2 separate regions of the Mus musculus genome follow, and region 1 is linked to region 2. A link is a loop called in an ENCODE intact Hi-C map of the cell type or tissue named here. Cell type or tissue: gastrocnemius. All regions are shown on one strand. Links, peaks and the distances in the headings refer to the core of each region. The heading gives the core; the rest is flanking DNA.

What was found. Hi-C counts contacts between places; a loop is a spot of excess contacts. Peaks named below come from ENCODE experiments on the same cell type or tissue, not always from the same donor. Only the 100,000 strongest peaks of a DNase experiment are listed, where the experiment ranks them.
Region 1: it touches region 2 in a loop (2.7-fold over the local background); 1 of 42 quality-filtered maps calls a loop at or near these places.

What each region holds. Positions count from the first base shown.
Region 1 is chr14:30,646,612-30,654,941 of GRCm38, forward strand. Rft1 (RFT1 homolog) reads left to right here and starts at 7,764. Exons shown (of 13, transcript NM_177815.3): 1 at 7,764-7,864. The coding sequence starts at 7,802. In gastrocnemius, for the core only: CTCF peaks have their summits at 4,506 (motif pointing left) and 7,804; DNase peaks (open chromatin) are centred at 4,611 and 7,749; H3K4me3 peaks cover 938 bases; H3K27ac peaks cover 2,354 bases.
Region 2 is chr14:30,711,865-30,720,194 of GRCm38, forward strand. Sfmbt1 (Scm-like with four mbt domains 1) reads left to right here and starts at 3,751. Exons shown (of 21, transcript NM_001166532.1): 1 at 3,751-4,011. In gastrocnemius, for the core only: no CTCF peak of the experiment used is centred there; DNase peaks (open chromatin) are centred at 3,328, 3,764 and 4,201; H3K4me3 peaks cover 2,752 bases; H3K27ac peaks cover 2,321 bases.

The DNA.
Region 1 (8,330 bases), core at 173-8,172, 65 kb before region 2:
AGGGACAGAGACAGAGACAGAGTATTGGCAAGGCTACAGAGAAACTGGAGACCTTGTGCATTGTGACTAGCAATTCAGAGCTGGATAGCCACTGTGGCAAACAGCCCAGCAGTCCTCAATGCTAACCTGAGTTGCCAGAAGACCCAGCTATCCCACTTCTAGAGAGGTGAACACAGACATCCACATAAAAAGCCTATACACAGAAATTCATAACACAACATTGTTCATCACAGTTAAAGAGTGGAAACAGCCCACATGTCCATCAACTATGACGCGGGACAGCCACACAACAATCACATGCTGGCAAAATGAGCTTGAGAAAGAATGAGAGGCAGGAAGAGAAGGAAGGGGGAAGGAAGGGAGGGAGGGAGGGAAGGAGGGAGGGAGGGAGGGAGGAGACAAAGTTCAGTTAAAGGAATTTTTATGGAGAAGTTCCCTAAGAGATCTGGGATAGAGGAGGAGCCTGAGAATCAACAGGTATGTCCTTAGCTGTGCCACACAGCATTGGGGATATGGATCCTGGGGAAGCTGCCTCTTGTGGCCAGGCAGGGACCCCAGTGGAGAGATAGGGACACCAATCCACCCACAAAATTTTCTACCAAAAATGTATCCTGCATACAGGAAATGCAAGGATGGCAGATGGAGCAGAGACTGAGGGAATGGCCAACCAATAACCAGCCCAACTTGAGACCCACCCCATGGGTAAGCACCAATTCCTGACATTGTTAATGACACTCTGTTGTGCTTGCATACAGGAGTCTAACATAGCTGTCCTCTGAGAGGGTCCACCCAGCAGCTCACTTAGATGCAGACACCCACAGTCAAACAGTGGATGACACTTGGGGACTCTTATGGAAGAAAAGGAGGAAGGATTGTGGTCCCTAAGGGGAGGGACCACAGGAAGACCAACAGAGTCAATTAACCTGGAACCTTGGGGCCCTCAGAGATTAAACCACCAAACAAACAACTACACAGGCAGAACCTAGGCCTCTCTGCATAGATGTAGCAGATGTGCAGCTTGGCCTTCATGCGGGCCCCGAACAGCTGGAGTGGGACTATCCCAGAAGCTGTTGTCTGTACATGGGATATGTTCTTCTAGCTGGGCTGCCTTGTCTGGCCTCAGTGGGAGAGGATGTGCCAGGGTGGGCGGATACCCAGGGGCCCCCACACACTCAGAGGAGAAGGGGAGGTTAATGGGGGAGGGATTGTAGGATGGGGTGACTGGGAGGGGGCCAGTGAATGGGATGTAAAGTGAATAATAATGAAGGAAAGATAGAAAAAATAAAAGAGAATTATTATGGGCTCTGCTTGGTGGCATACCCCTTTAATCCTGGAACTTGGAAGGCAGAGGCAGGGGATCTTTGAGTCTGAGGCCAGCCTGATTTACACAGTGAGTTTCACACTATCCAGGGCTACATACTAAGATCCTGTCTCAAAAAAATTTTTTTACAGGAATGGAACACAGAGATCCAAAAATATTAAATGTTTTTCAACATCCAAGGGAGGAAATAGTATCCACCCTATTGATGTAAATGTGACAAAATGATGGTAATTGCTCGTGTTTGTAACGCATGTTCATTCTAAGTGCCTGGTAAAAGAAACATTTCCATACATGTTATCTTATGTAATTCTTACAGTAACCCTTATGGAAGGTTTTACGATCACTTCCATTTTATAGATCATGAAACAGTGACAGAGAGGCGAAATGACACCCAAGGAGTATTGGCGCTTGGGTCAGTTTGGATCAGTCTCTTTTCACAAGAATGGTTCTATGAGACCTGGTAGCCTTCACACCCACAATAAGAGCCAAAAGACAGGAATGAAAGTTGCTGCTATGGCTGTCTGTTTTGGGGTTGTCTCCAAGGATACACCTAAGTTGGTGGAGAGCTTGACCAGTATACAGAAGGGACAGGTCCAGTGCTCAGCATGGCATGAATCAGGAGCGCTGGGCACCTGGGAGAGCTTTTGGAAAGCTGGTCTGGGAGCGTGTGGGGCTACTTTCCAGCCAGACTGTGGTTTTAAGGGACAGGAAATGTAGCATGTGTTTAGACGAGGGGTGGCCTAAACCCTCAACTGGCTCTGATCCAAATTCTTTGGGGTTATGGATACACAAGGGCAGCCTCATGTGACCCTTCTATGTGTGTAGCCTTGGAGCCAAGCCCCAGAGACAGTTCCTTTCCACCCACCCCATGAGAAACCCTGTGTCAGGTCCAGGTCAGTGATGAGTGGGCCAGGGACATTTCCTCACCAGGGACTTTTTGAATTCCTGAGAAGTGGCTTGAAGGAAACGGTAAAGGGAACCTCTGATGCCCTGTAGCTAGGATTCAATGTTATCTCTGCCACCCCTTAGAGCCTCAGTTTCTCCATCTGTGAAATGTGCATAATTACATTTTGTTATTAGCCCACCTTATAAGACTGAGAGGATATTGTTGAGGTGAAATGCAGAATCTTGGGCCTAGATAAAGAACCAGAATCAGAGAAGCAAAATTGATGCCTAGACTAGGACACATTTTGTACACTTTTTCTTTTTCTGTCTTGATATATAGCCCAGGCTGGGCTTGATCTCAGATCCTGTCTCAGCCTCCCGCATGCTGAGACTGAAGATGTATACTAGTGTTTCACAGGTTTGCAGGCACACACGACCAACCCCACGTCCACACATGCTCATCTAAGAACTCCCTCATACTGCATGCTCTCCGGCTTCATATGTGTGCACGTATGTATCTACACACTATCTCAAAGCGGATTCTGGCAAGCAGAACAAGCAAATTCACACCGACCCACTTGTGAACACATGTGACTGATTTCCCCCCACCCCCATACAGGGTTCCTCTGTGTAACCCTGGCTGTTCTAGATGTCCTGGAACTCACTCTGTAGACCAGATTGGCCTCGAACTCAGAGATCAGGCTGTCATTGTCTCCAGAGTGCTGGGATTAGAGGCGTGCGCCACCACGATACCCAGCTCAAAGATTTATTTACTTATGTATTTTATGTATATGGTGGGTACTTTGCAGGCACATCTCACATCAGAATATGGCCTCAGACAGTTGTGAGCTTCTATATGGGTGCTGGGAATTGAACTCAGGACCTTTGGAGGGGCCATGAGTGTTCTTAACCACTGAGCCCTGGTGTTGTTTTTGGGGCCAGGGTCTCACTCTACAGCTCAGGCTGCTTCAAACTCACACTGAATCCTCCTGTGCTATCCTCCTGACGGCTGAAATTACAAATGCGTTCCACCAAGCCCTTAATTTGTATTCATTCACACACTCCTGTTCACGGACTTGCTGTTCTCAGGACTGCTGGCTCAACACTGGCCACAGGCTGCTGGGTACAAGAATTCTGCACCAAGAGTAGCCACAGCCAACTACTAGGTTCACCCACAGGCTCAGCAAGTTCCCTCTTCCCGGGCTCCACTGACTGTGACTGACGGGGATCTTCTTTGATGCTTCGGCCAGAACGATCTCTCCACCTACCCCATCTCTATGTTCCCCTTGCATGGTTTTGGTACCTCGGTCTGTCTGCTCTCACTTGGGGTTCTTCCCAAGAGAGACCCTGAGGCCTGAGCGTGGAGTAATAGTGGTTCATTCTCTCTTAAGCCCCTTCCAATGCCCAGCTCAGAGCTCTGGATCTGGAATGAACCACATTGTTATTGTTGGTATTACAGGCTACTCTGCACAAATCAATGCTCAGAGAGAAACCAGGGTCTTGTGGCTGCTCACACCACTCCATAGAAAGACCTATGATCCAGGAAGTGCTGTATGCACAGTTCTTGACACAGGTGTTCCCAAGGCTCTCATTTAGGCACTGTCTCCAGGCCCTGATGTTCTGACCACTACCCTGGTAGCATATCCTATTGGAGAGTTGAACAAGCCCAGAACAGCTTTCAGCACTTCTTTACCCACTTTGGGCAGACAGAGGCTTCAGACCACTGAGGCAGATAGATTTCCCAAGGTGCCTGAAGGTACCCTCAGGGAGTACTTTTCAGAGTTTTGTCCAGAGCATCATAACCAATCATGGTAATATAAAGTTCCAGGCCAGCATGGGCTACAGGGTAAGTAAGACTCGTTGTCAAAGGCAAAACAGGCAAACACCACAAAACCAATGCAGATACCCCAAATCCTTCCTGAATCGTAACTGCTGAGGGGGAGCACAGCGTTCTAAAGGGATAGCCCAGTTCACACTCTGGTGTTTCCAACCACCACCCCTCAAACAGGTCCCCTAACTTTGCCAAGTCTGTTCCCTGGCCTGTACAGCAGAGGGGACAGTGGTCTTGTTGGGCTGCTAACGGAGTTCAGTTTGACCATGAAAATACCCAGCACATAGCTTTGTAGACTCAACAACATGGGCTGTTGTGACCACAGCAGCCTTGTCATGCCCTGGGACTTTCAAGTGAGGGACAAAGTGTTGATGTTCTAGTTCAAGGAGGGGCCCTGTTGAAGGTTTTCCAAACAGCGAAAAGCCTTGGTCTGGGAGGGCCCTTGCCCAACGAGCCATGCCATCTAGTGGCTGTTGTGTGGGAACATGCCCAGTCCTGGTGCCTCCGCTCAGCCCAAGTCCAGGCCCCCACTTAACATAGCTTTTACTCTGCCTTCCACCCATTGGCAGCCTCCCATCCTGCCCCATTGCCCTGGAAGTCTAACTGGCTCAGCACCAGCCCTAGCACCTCCCACTAGTACAGTAATGAAATGCGAGTCCCAGACCAGCTTTCCCTGGCAGGGAGGTCACCTGGCACAGAAGCAAGTGGCAGGAAGGAACCCTGAGGAAAACAGCTTGTTTAGTGACCACCATTTATAGTTCTGAATTCTCAAGGAGTCTTTTTTTATTCTTTCACAATTGATTCCAATTTGGGATTTTATGATTTTTCTTCAGATTTAAGTTTTTAATCTCTTAGTAGAATTTAAGCTACTTGTGGGCCAAGCTGGTCTGCTAAAATTATCACACCCACCTTAACAGGACAGACAATATCTATATTTATGTCTATATTCATATCCAGATCAGTATCATAGATACTGTGGCTTAAACCCAGGCCTTCACACAAGCTGGGCAGTCACAGTACTACTGAGCTATAAACCCAATGCTAATATAATATCTCTTTAAAACAATCAGCATTGACCATGCCCCAGTGAGTATATGAACAACATAAATTAGACTTGGTTTTTATCCTTCTTCTTCTCCTCCTTCTCCTTCTTCTCCTTCTTCTCCTTCTCCTTCTTCTCCTTCTCCTTCTTCTCCTTCTTCTGCTTCCCCTCCTTCTCCTCCTCCTCCTCCTTCGAGGTCACAAAGGTTTGGGGGTGGACCTGGAAGAACTAGGAAGTGTTATTGGGGTGCATTATGTGAAGTTGCCAAATAATCAATAAAATACGTTGGATTTAAACAAACAAACAAACAAACAAACAAACAGCACACAGGGGGTCCTCCAGTTGGTGAGCTGCAGCAGGAGGGTTCCAGGAAAAGTCTGTCTGATGGTCAAACCTCACATTCTGTGTCTCAACACTCAACAAAGCTCATTCTGCCTAAGATGAGGACACAGAGGCTTTGAGCCATGCAGTCCATGTTCAGCAGTGCTAGCAACAGTGATGCACCAGGAGGCATTCGTGAGAGCTTAAGAGTGTTCTCTGTCGGTACATAGGATGCAAGAGTACAAAATGCTTTAAGGAACTATTGAGGTCAGCTTGAGCTGTTGTAACAAAACACCATAGACTGGGATGCACCATAGACTGGGATGCTTAAACAACAGATTTGCTTCTCCAATCCTGGATCCTAGAAGTCCAAGATCAGGGTGACAGCCAGTTTGGGTCTTGTGAGGGGACTCTTCTTGGTTTGTAAATAGCCACCTTCTTGCTATATCTACTCACAGTGAACGAGAAGTCATCCCACCCAAATATTTTTTGAGGTACTAAGCATCAAAACTATGGTAAGCAAACACTGCATCTCTAAGATGCATTACCTCAGACATCATCTTTATATGGCCACTGATTCACCATAGCCAGTTCCTCAAATGTCTTCTTTGTGTGGCCACTGATCCACCATAGCAGCCCTCAGATATCTTCTTAATATGGTCACTGACCCACTGTAGCCATTCCTCAAATATCTGGGCAATGGCCCCACCATAAAGGCTACATCTTTATCCTAATTACTTCCCAAGTACTCTCCTGAGTGTATTATATGTGTATATTATCACATTCAGGACTGTCACTATATGAATTCTGAGAAGATACATTTAGTCCATAGAAAGTACAGACTGTGGGGTAGTTAGGGGTCAGTATGGGGGCCCTGAAAAAGTGAAGAGTACTGTCAAGGAAGATATTTGGGCAGAGACCATGACAAAAACAAAGAAACACCCAACAGGGTCTCTTTGAGGACCACTAAGGGGGCTGGGTTTTTTGTTTGTTTGTTTTGAGACAGAATTCCACTATGTCTTTCTGGCTGTTCTTGATGTATGCTATATAGACCAGGCTAGCCTCAAACTCAGAGATACACCTGTCTCCTGAGTGCTGGGATGAAGGGATCCAAATATGAGCATCTAAAATGTACTGATAAAGATGGTAGTGATGTGTAAGATGACAGGCAGTTACCAGACAGCAAGGAAGGCCAAAGAGCTTTGAAAATGGTGATTGCGTATGTTGGCCACTTTAAAAAAAAAAGTATAAAGTACTTCCAGTCTGACCCTTGACCCCGATCTGTTCTGCCCAGGCCCATGATGTGCAGATTTGAACAAGGCACCTCACACCTCCAAGGCTTACTTTTCTCCTCTCGACAACCAGGCCAAGTATCAGAGCCTTGGGAAGGTTTCTACAGAGAACTACATACATGAAAATTCTGTGTCTGACCTTCAGTCCTCAGTTCTTCCTTTGCAAAATTGGGAGAAGTCCTGTCCAGCCCAGTTGGTGGAAGGGTTATGTAACTACATTCGTGTGATCGCCAATGGCAAGAATCTCACTGATTAGTCTCTGCTGAGCACTTTGTCCCGCAGCAGCCACTGCTGGCTTGTTTTGTTCTGTTTTCCTTTGCTTTGAAACAGGGCCTTCTGCTGGGGAACAGGGAACAGGAGTACAGGGAAGATAATTAGCAGGCCTGCAAATTAGCCCAGCAGGTTAAGAGCTTACCATGTAAGCCTGCCAATCTGAGTTTGACTGCAGAACCCATGTAAAGGTGGAAAGAGAGAACTGATGCCTGAGAGTTCACTGATACACACACAACTACACTATGCAAAAACAAATAAATATTTAATTCTCATCACTTGGGAGCTGGAGACAAGAGGATCGGGAGTTCAAGGCTATCCTAGTCTCTCTAAGTGAATTCCAGGCCAGCCCTGGCTACATAGAAAGACCTTATTTCAAAATAACAGCTGGAGTTGCGGCACTTGGGAGTCAGAAGCCGAAGCCCGCAGATCACTGAGTTCAAGGCAAGTCTGCTTTGCATATCGAGTTCTATGATAGCCAAGGCTACATAATGAGACCCTGTCTTAAAAAAAAAAAAAAAAAAATCAAGCCAAAAGATATCAGTTGGGGCTAGGGGTGCGCCCCAGTTATCCCAGTGTTCCAGAGACTGCGAGTTCTAGGCCAACATGGTCTACAGGGATCGGCGCTGAACACACTCTCAAAACAACAACAACAAAAATCAAGACACCCCAAGAAAATCAAGAGACACAGCCTCAAAAGTTGTTTGGAGTCGCAGCTTCTTGTGCTCCGCCCCTGCTGTCAAAGACCCAATCAGGAGCGAGCCTGTCCGTGACGCCATTTTTCCGCGACGAAGCGGGCGCGGGCCCCGTTTCCTCCTCGGAGCTGTGGCTCTGGGGCTATGGGCAGCCAGGAGGTGCTAGGCCAGGCGGCCCGGTTGGCCTCCTCGGGTCTCCTGCTGCAGGTACTCTGCTGCGCCCGCTCCAGCGCGTGGTGCCGCGGCCAAGCCTCCCGGGGAAGCTGCTCTGGGTCCCCCGCACTGCACAGGGTTCCACGGGGGACCACGGAGGCGGGGAGGGGCGCCGGGTCTAGGAGTTGGGAGACTGCGGTCCCAGTCTTGGCTGGTGACTACAAACAAGCCATTTTCTTTCTGAGCCTTGTGTTTCCGTGTGATGATAGGAGACAGTTTAAACAACTATCAACAAACAGTAGACAGAGGCTACTTTAATCTGATATTTTAAGGGGTTCATTTCTGGAGTGTTTCACTCTTGATCCTCAAAACTGTTCTTCAACTCTGATTCTCTTTGAGTTTAGAGAGCCCATATGGCGTAGCTAAGAACAAGGATCGGGTTCAGGCAATGCTTGTCCAGTGACCTAGGACAAGTCACTTCAGCCCCTGAGCTTTTAGCTCCTTGTTGACAAAAATGAGT
Region 2 (8,330 bases), core at 92-8,091:
AGACAGGTGTTCAAATGGTAGTTTGAACAGTTCCTTGCGCCTCCTTGCCCTTCTTCATTAGGGGTCATGAGGTGAGCAGTGGAGAAATACTGGAGGCAACAAGAGAGTTGGCTTCTGAAAGTTTGTATTTGAATAAATTGAAAGACAGCATAGGTGGTGGCTGAAAAATGAAATGTTATATTTTATCTGTCAAAACCAGTTCCTCTATTAATGCAACTCCAGTGTCAGCTGCAACCCTATGTGGGGGCGTGTGTGAAGAGACAGGGTCTTCCCATGTAGCTAGCACTGGCTGTTCTGAAACTTGCTAAATAGACCAGGATGGCTTTAATGAATGGAGGTCTGCCTGCCTCTGCCTTCTGATTGCTAGGATTAAAGGCCTACACCACCATTCTTGGCTCACATCTTTGTTTTTTTAAAGATAGAGTTCTGTTATGTAGGCCTGGCTGACCTGATACTCATAACTTTCCTTCTGGGACCTCCAGGTGCTGGAAAATCACCTCCACTGGCCATACACCTCCACTTCCAGCTCCAACCTTACTACTACTACTCGTACAGCCACCTTTGGCTACAATTATTATTATTATTACCATCATTATAAGTGCTATTGTACAAAGAAATGGGTTCACTGCAACTTTCCATAATTTACTTCTTTGGAACAGAAGACATGATTAACAACAGTAACTCACATTAAGCATTTACTATGTGCCAGCCATTGAACTTGTGAGGTGGTATTACTCTGATCCCCATTTATAAACCCAAACTGTCAGGCCTGACTAGGCAGTAACTTAGGTCACAGGGCTGCTCATTGTTGAGCCTTGTTTACTCTCAAAGCCCATGTTCTTTGTTCTTTTTAGACTTTTTTTTTTTTTTTTTTTTTTTGAGACTGGGTTTTACAGTGTAGTCTTGCTGTCCTGAAATCACTTTGTAGACCAGAGATCTGCCTGCCTCTGACTCCCAAATGCTGGAATTAAAGGGCTTTATTTATTTTTAATTATGTGCCTGTGTGTGGGCATGAACATGTGAGTGCTGGTGTCTGAGGCACTGTATCCCCTGAAGCCCAAGTACAGTCTGAGGTGAACTCCATGTAGGCACTGGGAATTGAACTTGGGACTCCATGTAGGCACTGGGAATTGAACTTGGGTCTCTTGCAAGGGCAATATGTACTGGTAATCGTTGGGCCATCTTTCCAGCCCTGAAACCAATGCTCTTAATCCTTCTATAATTATAAGGGCATGTATGGGCATGTAAACCCTATTTTAAAAAATGTTCTTGGACTGGAGAGATGACTCAGCGGTTAAGAACACTGACTGCTCTTCCGAAGGTCCTGAGTTCAAATCCCAGCAACCACATGGTGGCTCACAACCATCCATAACAAGATCTGACTCCCTCTTCTGGAGTGTCAGAAGACAGCTACAGTGTACTTACATATAATAAATAAATAAATCTTTAAAAAAAATGTTCTCATGGTCGAAATTGACCCTTGTCAGATGTAAAAACTATTTCAAAGAACCAGTAGTTATAACTATACAGTATTTGCTGAAATCAAGGTCTATGGGAGGAACTGGATGATTCTGAAATACACAATCCAAAAGCAAAAGTTTAGCAAAAAATGTAGGTTTTGCTAAGCAAAAAACAAGGGGAAATTATTTAATAAATGGTGACTGCATAAACAATAACCATTGTAATAGAGGAAGGAAATTAGATCTACATTTTTATCTATTTACTCCAAAACAGAGCAAAACTAAGATTGGATAGATGATCTTAGAATAATAAAATATGCAAAGAAATTATACCAGTAGACAGGTGCATGAAAGCTCACTTTGTTGGCATTCAACAATGAAAACAAAAACAAAAACAAGTAAACAAACAACCAACACCCAGAGGACTAGAATGACAGATGAACTGTAAACTAAAGCAAAAAAGAACATCAGACAGGGGCAACATTCCCTTCAATAACAAAAGTGAAAGATCCTTAAAAGAAAAAAAAAACTTTTTTTTTTTAAGTTAGAAGAGATTCAACTCGAGACAATAGATATGAACAACAGGTTATGTACAGAAGGGGAAATACAGATAGCAAATGGGGAAATTTTGAATGTTTAGTCATCCAAGAAGTGCCAAATAAGGTCACCTTAAACTAGGCATCATTCAATGTAGGGGAGAAAAGTTGTCCCTCAGTGTTTAGGAATGTGCATTCAATTCCTTACACTCTTCCTTGCTGGTGAAAGAACTGGGGCAAGAGAGGGCCATTCACAGCTTTCTACCTAAAAACTTTCCCATTCCTAGAAACTCAGCTCATCTGTGGACCGCATGGATGTGTTAGCAGACAACTGCAATGTAATAAAATACACAAGCAGGAACTATATACCTTAAAAACGACCATGCAAACAAAAAATGTTAGTCATAGTAGCAAATAAATGAAAATGTGTGCTTGCAAGCATGTATCTATGAAGAAGGGTTTTTTTGTTTGTTTGTTTGTTTGTTTTTTGTTTTTGGCCGGGGCGGGGGGGGTGTTGGGAGGGGGTGGGTGGGAGCTCAAATTGTGTAGCAATAATTGAATATCCTTTTATATTCTTCTTTATTTTTTTTTCTTGTTACTTTGTCTTTTCAATGGTGCTTACACTTACAAAAAGAAAAAAATCATCTGGCGTTTGTAATGTGCATATTTCCCAAGGTTGCCCAAAAACATGAGAAAGATGCTAATGGGAGCATCCCAAGACCTTCGTGTGTGTGTGTGTGTGTGTGTGTGTGTGTGTGTGTGTGTGTGTGTGTGTCTCGCCTCCTCTTCTCTAAAAGAAAGGAGTCTTCCTTGAGTAGGAGCCCCTGACTGAGGCCATCTTAGGCTGGAGAGTCTGGTCTCATTGGCACTCCGGGATCCCACAGGCGCTGGGATTTTCTTCTGAGGGAACTTTCTGGAGCAGGTGGGTGTGCTTCCTATTGACACCTGTGCTCGCTGAAGAAGGGTTGAGTAGCCGAACGTAACTGCCTGTGGGCACCTTCCGATTCGAGGCTGATTCACAGCATTTTTGAGCTTCTCCTGAAGCTCTTAGGTCAACCTGTGCCCCTTTGCGGCAGGACAACTCATTTACTGAGCCTGGACATGAGGTACGTAGAGGCGTTCGAGTCGGACTCGGTAGACGAGCACTAGAGTGCCCTGCTAGATCTCAAAGAACGTGTAGGATTCCCGACGTGGTCCGGCGGGCGGGCGCAGCTCCCTCGGCCACGGTATGCGCCCCTTGGGGACCTGCAGAACTGCTGCCTCTCTGCTAATACCATCTTGCTCGAGGTGGTCACGTGCGGGCTACAGTGGCGCGCTTCGCCAGGGACGGATGGATCAGGGACTTCGCGGGGTCCCGAGCCGCTCTGTCCAGAAGCCCGAGGTGAGGTCTTTCTTTCCAGAATCCCAAGCAAGGCCAGGACGCGCCTCCGGAGCCCGAGGACGCCGTCTCCAAGCCGTTCTCCGTCCATGGCGCCGTCGGGGATCAGAGGCTCACGCCGCGACGCCCAGCGCCACGGCCTCGCGGGTGTCTTTCGGCGAGGTGCGGACAGGGGGACGCGAGCAAAGCGGCGGGTTATGGACCCGGGCCCGCGGACGCGTCGTCTCCCGTGCAGCTCCAGCTCCGCGAGCCGGTGGGCTTGGGGAGGCCGGGTCGGGAGTGCCACGCGCGCGAAGCGAGGGGCGCGGGTTGCCGGGAGGGAGGACCGCGGAGCTGGGGGAGGGAGTGGGGGGGCCGCGGGCGCATGCGCCTTGCGTCCGTGCCATATTGGAATGAGTCGGAGCGCGGAGCGCCGCCGCCGCCGCCTCCGCCGGAGCGCGGGTGCAGGGGGGCGGGGAGAGCTGCCGGCCGCCCCGCTCTGCCGGGCTCAGCAGGAAGGAGGGCGCGAGCAGCGCGAGCGGAAAAGGCGCCCCGCGCGGGCGAGCGCCAAGAAGGAAAGAAAGAAAACCGAGCGAGCGGGCGGGCGTGCGAGCGAGCGGGGAGAGCGAGCAAGCGCGCGCGCGAAAACTCCCGTCAGGTAAAAAAAGCGGGGCGGCCGGCTGGGCCTTCCCGCGCGGCGGCCTGAGGGGTGGTGCGGCGCCCTCCCAAAGAGGCCCAGCAACTTTGCCAGCGGGAAGCGCCGGGAGCCAGCGGGCAGCGAGCGCGCGATCTGAGGCGCCAACGGGCGGCGGCGGCGCGTTGGGCGGGGGGGACGACTGGAGTGGGTGGGGGGACGCGGCGCCCGCGCGCGCGGCCTGGCGCGGTCCCGAGGCTCGGCGCGTCGGCCGGCGGGGGCTGCGGGGACGCGCCCGGGCACCTCGCGGACGCGGCGGAGGCCGGCGGCGCCGGGAGAGAGAGAGAGAGAGGGAGAACGGGCGAGCGGCGCGCGTCAGCCCAGCTGGGCGCGAGAGGCCAAAGTGGCCGGGTGGCGGTAGCGGGCTCCCAACTTGCAGGCTCCGGTCCCCTGCCCCCATCGAGCGGCCTCCCGCCGAGCCCCCGCGGACCCGCCCCCCCGGGCTCGCTCCGGGCGGGGCGCGAACCCGCAGCCCGCGCGGCCGCTCAACTTCTCAGGGCCTAGGCGGCGGCGGCAGCGGCAGCAGCAGCAGCGGCGGCGGCGACAGCAAGCGCGGTGGCCGAGTCTGAGCCTCCACCGCAACCGGTGGCTCCGGCCTCTCAGGCGCTTCGCCTGGGGAGGCACCGCCGCCCGACCCCCTGCGCGGATCTGGGGAGCGTCCTGAGGCCGCTCGGCAGGTCCGTGACCGTTTCGTTTTCTGTTCCCAAGTCTTGTTTTGTTCGCTGTAAAGACGCTGGAGGGGCGAGCCCTGTGTCCTGGGAAGCAAGGCCTGCTCTTTGCGGAGCAGAAAAGCCTTGTGAGACTCGGGATAAATTCCCGCGGAAAGGATAGACGTCGTGTTAAGTTTCCCCCCCGAGATGCCAGCTGTTCGCGTGGGGTCTCAAACTAAGCTGTCAAAGCCAGGTCATCTTTAGAGCTTGCGGTGCAGTGGGGTGGGACGCGTCCTGTAGGGCTTTTTTTTTTTTTTTAACTTGGTGGGCGCTCTTCCCCGCGGGTCACTCACAGCAGTTACTGGCCCCAAGTGGTGTGTGTCTTGTGATTGCTGTATTCATCAAAAAGATCTGAAGGAAGTAACATGGAATTAGTCATTATCTGCGTATGGCCTCTCCTGAACCGCGATTTTTAAGATGTCATACTTTATTTCATCTGAAGCAAAATGAATGCTTTGAGCGTGTAACTGTTGTGTCAGCTGTCTAGATGGGGTGGAGGAGGAGGAACGTGTTTTCGTAAGTACACATTGGGGCCTGTTAACTCGCAGCAAATGAACTCTCTTAGGCCACAGGTAGAGTCAGAGTTCAGATTTGTTTGCAGTGTCAGGAACAGCCAGTTGGAACTAGAGGGACCTGAGAGAAGGAGCCAGTTGTGTTATAAGGTTATTACTCAGTTACCATTGGCGAGCCACTTTATCTTTGGGTAGGTGTCTTACCCAGTGTAGTTTTTTGTTTTTTGTTTTTGTTTTTTTTTATCTTCCTTATTATTTGCAAAAGTGGGATAAGTAGATCACCATGCTTTGGGTTCTAAAATTTGGAGACTTCTTAAAATGAGATTTTAAAAAAGTTTTGAAAGGTTCTATCTACATAAAATCACTCACAATATGTGTCTTTTTAAAAATAGATTGGAAAAAACATCTTGTTAGCTAAATCCAGAATAATTCTGTGGACTTTATTTGAACACAGACTTTTAAAGAAGGCATTTCAATATATTTAAGAAGTTACACCTTTCACAGTTTAACAATGAAATCGGGAAAGGACAGTTCGGCCTTGTTTTACATATGCATAAGTCTTGATGGCCATATACACATTAAGATACAGAACAGAGCATTTCCAGCCCTCCCCCCACCAAGGGATTCCTCTAATTGAGTAAACACCTGCCCTTTCCCTAAGGCAACCTCTGGCCTGACTTCTAACTCAACCAATGGATCTTGTCTGAAGCAGGACCCTTTAGAACGTGAAAGGGCAGTATTAACTATTGAAGGATAGCAGGTATCCTTGGAGATGTCATTTTGGTCCTGATGCTGTACTGGTGTAGGGTTCCAGTATCTACAGGGTCTTAAGACTATGACCTTTGGTCTTTGTGGTCAGAAGGACTCCCCCCCCCCCCCAAGACAGGATTTCTCTATATAGCCCTGGCTGTCCTGGAACTCACTCTGTAGACCAGGCTGGCCTCGAACTCAGAAATCCGCCTGCCTCTGTCTCCCGAGTGCTGGGATTAAAGGCATGCGCCACCACACCACTGCCCGGCTTCAGGAGGACATTTTTAACTGAGCAGTTTTTGGTGTGTTAGGATTGTGGTTTCTGGGGGTCTTTATGTTTATAGTCGTTATATTATTATATCATTTCCCATTTTGGGATACAGATTTGTAGAGAGTAGGTTTGAAGGAAGAAATTATGAATTTTTGAACAAGTTAAGAGTTAAAGGTGTCAGATGAATTAATTTTGTTAAGCTTAGAATTTGCAAAGACAATTGAATGAAAATTGATTTTTTTAAAAGTCTAGTGAATTCATAATATGGGTATACTGCTTTAACTACCTTTAAAATGACAGTTTTTTTTTTTTTTAGTTTACTAATATTTTCTTTGTTTGTTTGTTTGTTTTTTGAGACAGGGTTTCTCTGTATAGCTCTGGCTGTCCTGGAACTTACTCTGTAGATCAGGGGCTGGCCTCGAACTCAGAAATCCACCTGCCTCTGCCTCCCAAGTGCTGGGATTAAAGGCATGCGCCACCACACCTGGCTTTCTTTTCTTTTTTTGTCTTTTATTTATCTAATTTTTACACTCCAGATTTTATCTCCCCCCCACCCCTCACTCCAACTGTTCTACATCCCATATGTCCTCCCCACACCCCTGTTTCCAGGAGGATGTCCCCAACCCCCAACCAACCAGACCTCTAAACTCCTAGGGGCCTCCAGTCTCCTGAGGGTTAGGTGCATCTTCTTTGACTGAACCCAGACCTGGCATTCCACTGCTGTATATGTGTTGGGGGCCTCATATAAGCTGGTGTATGCTGCCTGGTTGGTGGTCCAGTGTTTGAGAGATCTTGAAGGTCCAGGTTAATTGAGATGCTGGTCCTCCTCCTCCTTCTTCCAGCCTTTCCCTAATTCAACCACAGGGGTCAGCAGCTTCTGTCCATTGGTTGGGTGCAAATATCTGCATCTGATTCTTTCAGCTGCTTGTTAGGTCTTTCGGAGGACAGTCATGATAGGTCAGAGCTCCATAGCCTCTGTAATAGTGTCAGGCCTTGGGGCCTCCCCTTGAGCTGGATTCCACTTTGGGCCTGTTGCTGGACCTTCTTTTCCTCAGGCTCTTCTACATGTCCATCCCTGCAGTTCTTTCAGACAGGAACAATTATGGGTCAGATTTTTGACTGTGGCATGGCAACCCCCCTTCCTCATTTGATGCCCTGTCTTCCTGTTAGAGGTGGGCTCTATAAGTTCCCTCTTCCTACTGTGGGGCATTTCATCTAAGGTCCCTCCTCCTGAGTTCTGTGAGCCTCTCATCTCCCAGGTCTCTGGTGTGTTCTGGAGGGTTCCCCCAACCTCCTACGTCCGTTGCAAGGTTGCCTGTTTCCATTTTTTTCTGCTGGCCCTGTATGTAGGATGCACACCTGGCTTATCACTTCATTAAAAACTTAACAGTAAAAGCAAGAACAAAATATAAATAAAAGTTGTGTCAGCTGCAGTTTTTTGTAAAGTCCTTTAATTAAAGCCACTGTTTTGTATTAGAACCCTAGCCAAACAGTTGAGTTTTCAATATCAACTGGAATACTGCTGCAGTAACTGGCCAGTGTCTTCCAAATATCTTTGAATGTATCCATGTGCTTTTTGTTTCTACTGCTAAAGAAGACGGTTAGCTTCTAAGTGAATGCTTATCTTGTTAGCTTCTTGCAAACTCCTAGGCTTTTTTTTTTTTTTTTTTTTTTTGGTCTGCAAAGACATCTGTGTGGTAGAAAGTTGGAATGGCTTACTATCCATGTTAGAGACTTATGTAGATCCACAAAAGGTCAGAGGTTTGTTGTTGTTGTTTTGTTTTTTCCTTTCCCTATCTATTCAACATGTTGATGGGCCCACAACTAATTTGAATTTGGTTATTCCATTCAGAGTTTACAGCTTCAAGAACTAATAGAATACACAGTGACCTAGCCACCACCCACGAACTGCTTGAGTTTTCTGAGGTTTTTTTTTTTTCTTTTGAATTCTTTTTTTTTTTTAAGATTTATTTATTATTTTTTATATGTAAGTACACTGTAGCTGTCTTGGGACACACCAGGAGTGGGTGTCAGATGTAT